2 separate regions of the Homo sapiens genome follow, and region 2 is linked to region 1. Evidence: read pairs that join two places in POLR2A ChIA-PET (ENCODE). Cell type or tissue: GM12878. All regions are shown on one strand. Links, peaks and the distances in the headings refer to the core of each region. The heading gives the core; the rest is flanking DNA. Region 1 has its middle 8.2 kb from the start of GLTP. Region 2 overlaps ARPC3 (actin related protein 2/3 complex subunit 3).

What was found. ChIA-PET counts read pairs that join two places held together with the same protein. Peaks named below come from ENCODE experiments on the same cell type or tissue, not always from the same donor. Only the 100,000 strongest peaks of a DNase experiment are listed, where the experiment ranks them.
Region 2: POLR2A ChIA-PET joins it to region 1 with 6 read pairs; 5 of 35 experiments call an interaction of 5 or more read pairs at or near these places.

The regions. Positions count from the first base shown.
Region 1 is chr12:109,887,315-109,890,225 of GRCh38, forward strand. It overlaps a transcript of TCHP not described here. Among named protein-coding and RNA genes, the nearest start is that of GLTP, 8.2 kb to the left of the region's middle. RefSeq lists a silencer at 1,099-1,248. In GM12878, for the core only: no CTCF peak of the experiment used is centred there; a DNase peak (open chromatin) is centred at 1,487; H3K27ac peaks cover 1,810 bases.
Region 2 is chr12:110,443,588-110,446,498 of GRCh38, forward strand. ARPC3 (actin related protein 2/3 complex subunit 3) reads right to left here. Exons shown (of 7, transcript NM_001278556.2): 2 at 1,865-1,964. Among named protein-coding and RNA genes, the nearest start is that of ARPC3, 5.3 kb to the right of the region's middle. In GM12878, for the core only: no CTCF peak of the experiment used is centred there; no DNase peak of the experiment used is centred there.

The DNA of each region.
Region 1 (2,911 bases), core at 270-2,769:
GGGAGGCTGAGGCAGGAGAATCGCTTGAACACAGGAGGCAGAGGTTGCAGTGAGCCGAGATCGCACCACTGCACTCCAGAGCAAGGCTCTGTCTCAAAAAAAAAAAAACAAAAAAAAAAACCATGGTATTTCACCCTGATAGATCCAATTCTAATTTGTCTCTATGGGGTTAATTCTACTTTTCTCCCTTTTCTTGTTTGTAGTTCCCTTCTCCTGCAGTGAGAAACCTGGTGTTCTCCTTGTTTTTTCCTCATTTGATCAATCCCCCATAGGTTACAACTTCCTATCATTGCTGCCACTCCCTCCCCAGCAAGGATGCCCCTCATGCCATGCTCACGCTTCTGTAGCCCCTGCCAGTCTGCCTTTCCATGAGGATGCCCTTCTCACTTGCTGAGCTCTGGCCACCCCCTCCCCATGCAGACACCTTTCTTATTCCATTTGGGATCTGACACCCACCTTTGTTGTTTTTGTTGTTTAGAAACGGAATCTCACTCTGTTGCCCAGACTGGAGTGCAGTGGCATGATCACAGCTCACTGCAGCCTCTACCTCTTGGGCTCCAACGATCCTCCTGCCTCAGACTCCCAAGTCGCTGGGACTACAGTCGTGCATCACCATGCCTGGATAATTTTTAAATTTTTTGTTAAGACAGGGTCTCACTATGTTGCCTAGGCTGGCCTCGAACTCTTGGCCTCAAGCAATCCTCCCGCCTCAGCCTCCCCAGGCACTGGGATTACAGGTGTGAGCCACTGCACCCAGCCTGACACCCCTCTTTGGACCAGCATGTACCCTCCCCAGTGCCCCCCATTACTGACATTTACCTTGCTGGGACCCACCTATTGGCTTTTGGATTGAATTGTTCAAGAATAGAAGGGCGAGGAAGAGAGAAAACAGGGCGGGGGAGAGGTGGGAAGGAAAAGGGGAAGAGCCACAGAAACCTTCAGCAAGTTGGCTTTGGCTATGGGCCATCAGTTTCTCCCCTTAGCTTCCCGTAGTGTCAGGGAAATACTACCAGGCACAGAGGAGCCACCTCATCTTTTTGGATTGTTGGGTCACTGTACTTCTCCATGAGTTGCAAACCCTCTCTGCAATTAATCTGTAGGACCAGCTTGACCAATGGAGTTGTAATGTTTGGAATCAACTCAGTGTGGGTGAGGTGTTCACTCTGCAAAGTTTCGTCATTTTCCTAAACCAGCTCCACCCAGTGTTAATAACATCTTCCCCAACTGAATCATCAAATCCTTGTTACACAGGCCGTCTTTCCCCCAGCGGTGTCTGTTGGGATGGGTGAAGTAGGCTGAGTTCGTGGTCTTGCTGACATTTTATCCAATAAACGCACCTTCTTTATTGCAGCATAGTAATAATAATAATGACAGCTAACATTTATTGAATACTTAACTATGTTTAAAACTCAACACTTCTACTTTCTAGCTGTGTGGCCTTGAGCAAGTCACTTCCTGTGTCAGTTTCCTGTGGCTGCTTGATGATTTAAAACAATCAAAATGTATTCTCTCACAGTTCTAAAAGCCAGAAGTCCAAAATTAGTATCACTAGGGCAAAATCAAGGTGTTGGCTAGAACACACTCTCTCCGAAGGCTCTGAGCTGGGCACGGTGGTACGTGCCTGTAATCTTAGTTACTTGGGAGGCTGAGGTGGGAGGACTCCTTGAGTCGAGGAGTTTGAGACCAGCCTGGGCAACATAGCAAGGTCCTGTCACCAAAAAAAAAAAAAAAAGACTGGGCATGGTATCTCACACCTGTAATCCCAGGACTTTCGGAGGATGAGGAGGGAGGATTGCTTGAGCTCAGGAGTTTGAAACCAGCCTGGGCAACATAGCAAGACCTCATCTCTACAAAATTAAAAGTAAAAGACGACTCTGGGCTGGGTGCGGTGGCTCATGCCTGTAATCCCAGCACTTTGGGAGGCCGAGGCAGGCAGATCACGAGGTCAGGAGATCGAGACCATCCTGGCTAACACGGTGAAACCCCGTCTCTACTAAAAATACAAAAAATTAGTCGGGCGTGGTGGCGGGCGCCTGTAGTCCCAGCTGCTCAGGAAGCTGAGGCAGGAGAATGGCATGAACCCAGGAGGCAGAGCTTGCAGTGAGCCTGCTGCACTGCACTCCAGCCTGGGTGACAGAGAGAGACTCCATCTCAAAAAAAAAGACGACTCTGGAAGAAAATCTATTCTTGCCTCTTCCAGCCTCTGGTGGCTCTAGGCATTCCTGTCTCACTCCAGCCTCTGCCTCCATCTTCATGTGAGCTTCTCCTGTGTGTGTGTAAATCTTCCCTCTGTTGTTTCATCTGTAAAGTTAGGACAGTAGCAATGCTAACTCCCTGTCAGGGCTGATGTGAGATTTCAATGGGTTAATGTAGATAGAGCAGTTTGCATGCTGGCAGGCAGGCAGCCCTCGATGAATGGTGTGGCTATTATGAATCGATTTACGGAGTTATTTCTACCCAGGACTGGCAATTGTGGGGATAATTGATTCCAGTGATGTCACCTCCCCAACTGCCAGGTTTTCAGCAGGACTAAATGTGCCAAATGGGCTTTGTTGAGCCAACTCCTCTGGGTGTTAAGAGCCACCATGCCAATTCTCCTTGCTGCTTCTTGGGGCCCGTCTGCCGCCTCTCCCTAATTAATGCGAAGGCGCACCCGCCAACAGGCCCACTTGCTGTCATCCCAGGAAACACCCAAGTGGGATACAGCCAAGTTTTGGACATTTTTTCAGTTACTGGATAAAAATAGTATTTTGATCATTTTAACAGCACAGAGAAGAGGGAGAATGCCACCTTGTCCTCCATCTACAGGGGCAGCCTCAGGGGCTGAGAGGGCCTGGCCTTTGTAGTCTCACATGGATAAACTGTTCTAAGGAAGCCTGACTGTGTCACAATCCTAAGACAGTGTCATAGC
Region 2 (2,911 bases), core at 128-2,627, 560 kb after region 1:
ACAGCTAGCTAATTTTGGTATTTTTGGTAGAGACAGAGTTTCACCATGTTGGCCAGGCTGGTCTCAAACTCCTGACCTGAGGCAATCTGCCCGCCTCAGCCTCCCAAAGTGCTGGGATTACAGGCGTGAGCCACTATGCCTGGCTGCAATCTGTTTTCTTATCTGTGAAAGAAAACTGTCTTGGAGGACTCAATATTGTTTCCAAAAACCAGCTAGTTCTTCTAAATGCAATGACAGGAGGGGGCAAAGGCCAAAGGATTCTGAAATTAGAAGAATACTTGGCACATAAAAGGCATTCTACAGATATTTGTTGAATATAAATGAATTAGTGTGATTAATGCTGTTATTTAGCTCACAGCACAGGCCTCCATTCCAATTCAGGTTTTTTTTTTTTTTCTTTTGAAACAGAGTTTTGCTCGTTGCCTAGGCTGGAGTGCAATGACATGATCTCGGCACACTGCAACCTCCACCTCCCAGGTTCAAGCAATTCTCCTGCCTCAGTCTCCCAAGTAGTTGGGATTACAGGCATGCGCCACCATGCCCGGCTGATTGTTTGTATTTTTAGTTGAGATGGGGTTTCTCCATGTTGGTTACGCTGGTCTTGAACTCCTGAACTCAGGTGATCCACCCACCTCGACCTCTCAAAGTGCTGGGATTATAGGTGTGAGCCATCACGCCTGGCCTTTGCAGTGAAAAAAAATTTTTTTTTTTTTTTGAGATGAAGTCTCACTCTGTCACCCAGGCTGGAGTGCAGTGGTGCAATCTTGGCTCACTGCAACCTCCACCCTCTGTGTTCAAGCGATTCTCCTGTCTCAGCCTCCTGAGTAGCTGGGATCACAGGTGCCCACCACCATGCCTAGCTAATTTTTGTATTTTTAGTAGAGTTGGGGTTTCGCCATGTTTGCCAGGCTGGTCTCGAACTCCTGACCTTAAGTGATCCACTTGCCTTGGCCTTCCAAAGTGCTGGGATTACAAGTGTGAGCCACCGCACCCAGCCTTGTGATTTTCTTTTATGTTATTTTTCTTCTTTCCCAGGCTGTCTTCTTCCTTGTTCCTTTTCCTCAGAATCAAGTAGAGACTGTGGTGACTCACCATATGCATTAAGTTTACTGAGCTTTCAAATGGTGTTGAAAACAAAATTAAGTTTAAAAAAGGTCAAGTCAAACAGTCTGGCAGAGAAATGGGGACTGGATAAGTACCAAATTGGTAATTATAATAATGGTCTTGGAAACCATGAATGGAATTCAGTTCAGACCCTTGCAGGGTACAGGGAAACCATGTCTAACATAATACAAATTATACTGTTGGGAGAACATCTCAGAAAGCATCAGAAGAGTCTCAGACAGTGTCTGAAAAATATTGCGGCTTTCTGAAATAAAATTCAGAAAAGCGGGAATAGACGTAAGTAATGTTACATAGTACACTTCAGATTTAAGATTGAGGTATTGCTAAAAATGAAGATCTTGAAGAATGAATAAAGGAAGTAGATTTAGACGAGGAAGAGGTTAAAATATTTGTTGTTGTTCTTTTCCAGGTTGATGACAGAAAGGATGGGCATGTGGCATTCTAGACGTAACAGCATTAGATTTGTTTGAAAGAACTGATAAACAGTGTCCAGAATTAAGCACATTTCCTCCATTTTCTCAAAAGAGTTTCCTGGAGAAGTCAGAAGAAATAATACAATTTCCTATTAAATGCAACATATAACCACTATCTTGAAAGGTCTAGACCACAGTATCTACCAAGCAAAGTACAAGGGCAATTTGAGAGAGAAGACTGAGCTAAGAATTTTTCTGATTTGATCATTTCAGAAGATTGTTAGGCATTTCGTACCAAAATTTGAAAATAATGGGTTTAGACTTACTCTCTCTGGGGGCAGGTCCTTTGAATTGACTTCTGATAGGCAACAGTGCCATGTTTCCGATGAGTTTGGTATCAGGATCCATGAGAGAAGAGTGGTAAGCCTGTAATGGCAAGCCCAGGAAGAACACAGAAGCAGAAAAAGAGCAAATGTCACTGTGGCAAACAACCTTCCCTTAAAGGAAAAAAAGAGTAAACCACCCAAGATTAATTAGGGGAGGGAGAAGGGATAGCAGCATTGAGGTGCGAGGGCTGGTTCTTTCTGGCTCAAGAAAACCAATTGTTAAATTTTGAGGCATTTTTCAAGCTGGTTGTTAAACACAGCTCTTCTCAAAAATCAAATTATATAAACTTACAATTAAGTAAATGATGTTGGCTGGACGTGGTGGCTCATGCCTGTAATCCCAGCACTTTGGGAGGCTGAGGCAGGCAGATTGCCTGAGCTCAGGAGTTTGCAACCAGCCTGGGCAACACAGTGAAACCCCATCTCTACTAAAATATAAAAAATTAGCCAGGCGTGGCGGCGTGCGCCTGTAGTCCCAGCCATGTGGGAGGCTAAGCTGGAGAATCACTTGAACCCAGGAGGCGAAGGCTGCAGTGAGCCGAGATCGTGCCACTGCACTCCAGCCTGGGCAACAGAGCAAGACTGTCTCAAAAAAAAAAAAAAAGTAAATAATGTTAAAAACAATGATGCTTAAGTATTCATCACTTCTTTTTTTTTTTTTGAGAAGGAGTCTCACCATGTTGCCTAAGATGATCTCAAACTCCTAAGCTCAAGTGTTCCTCCTGCCTCAGCCTCCCAAAGGGCTGGGACTACAGGTGTGAGCCACCACACCTGGCTACTTCCTAATTTTTTTTTTTTTTTTTGAGACAGAGTTTGGCTCTTGTTGCCCAGGCTGGAGTGCAATGACATGACCTTGGCCCACTGCAACCTCCGCCTCCCGGGTTCAAGTGATTCTCCTGCCTCAGCCTCCTGAGTAGCTGGGATTATAGGGATAAGCCACCACGCCCAGCTAATTTTGTATTTTTGGTAGAGACGATGTTTCTCCAT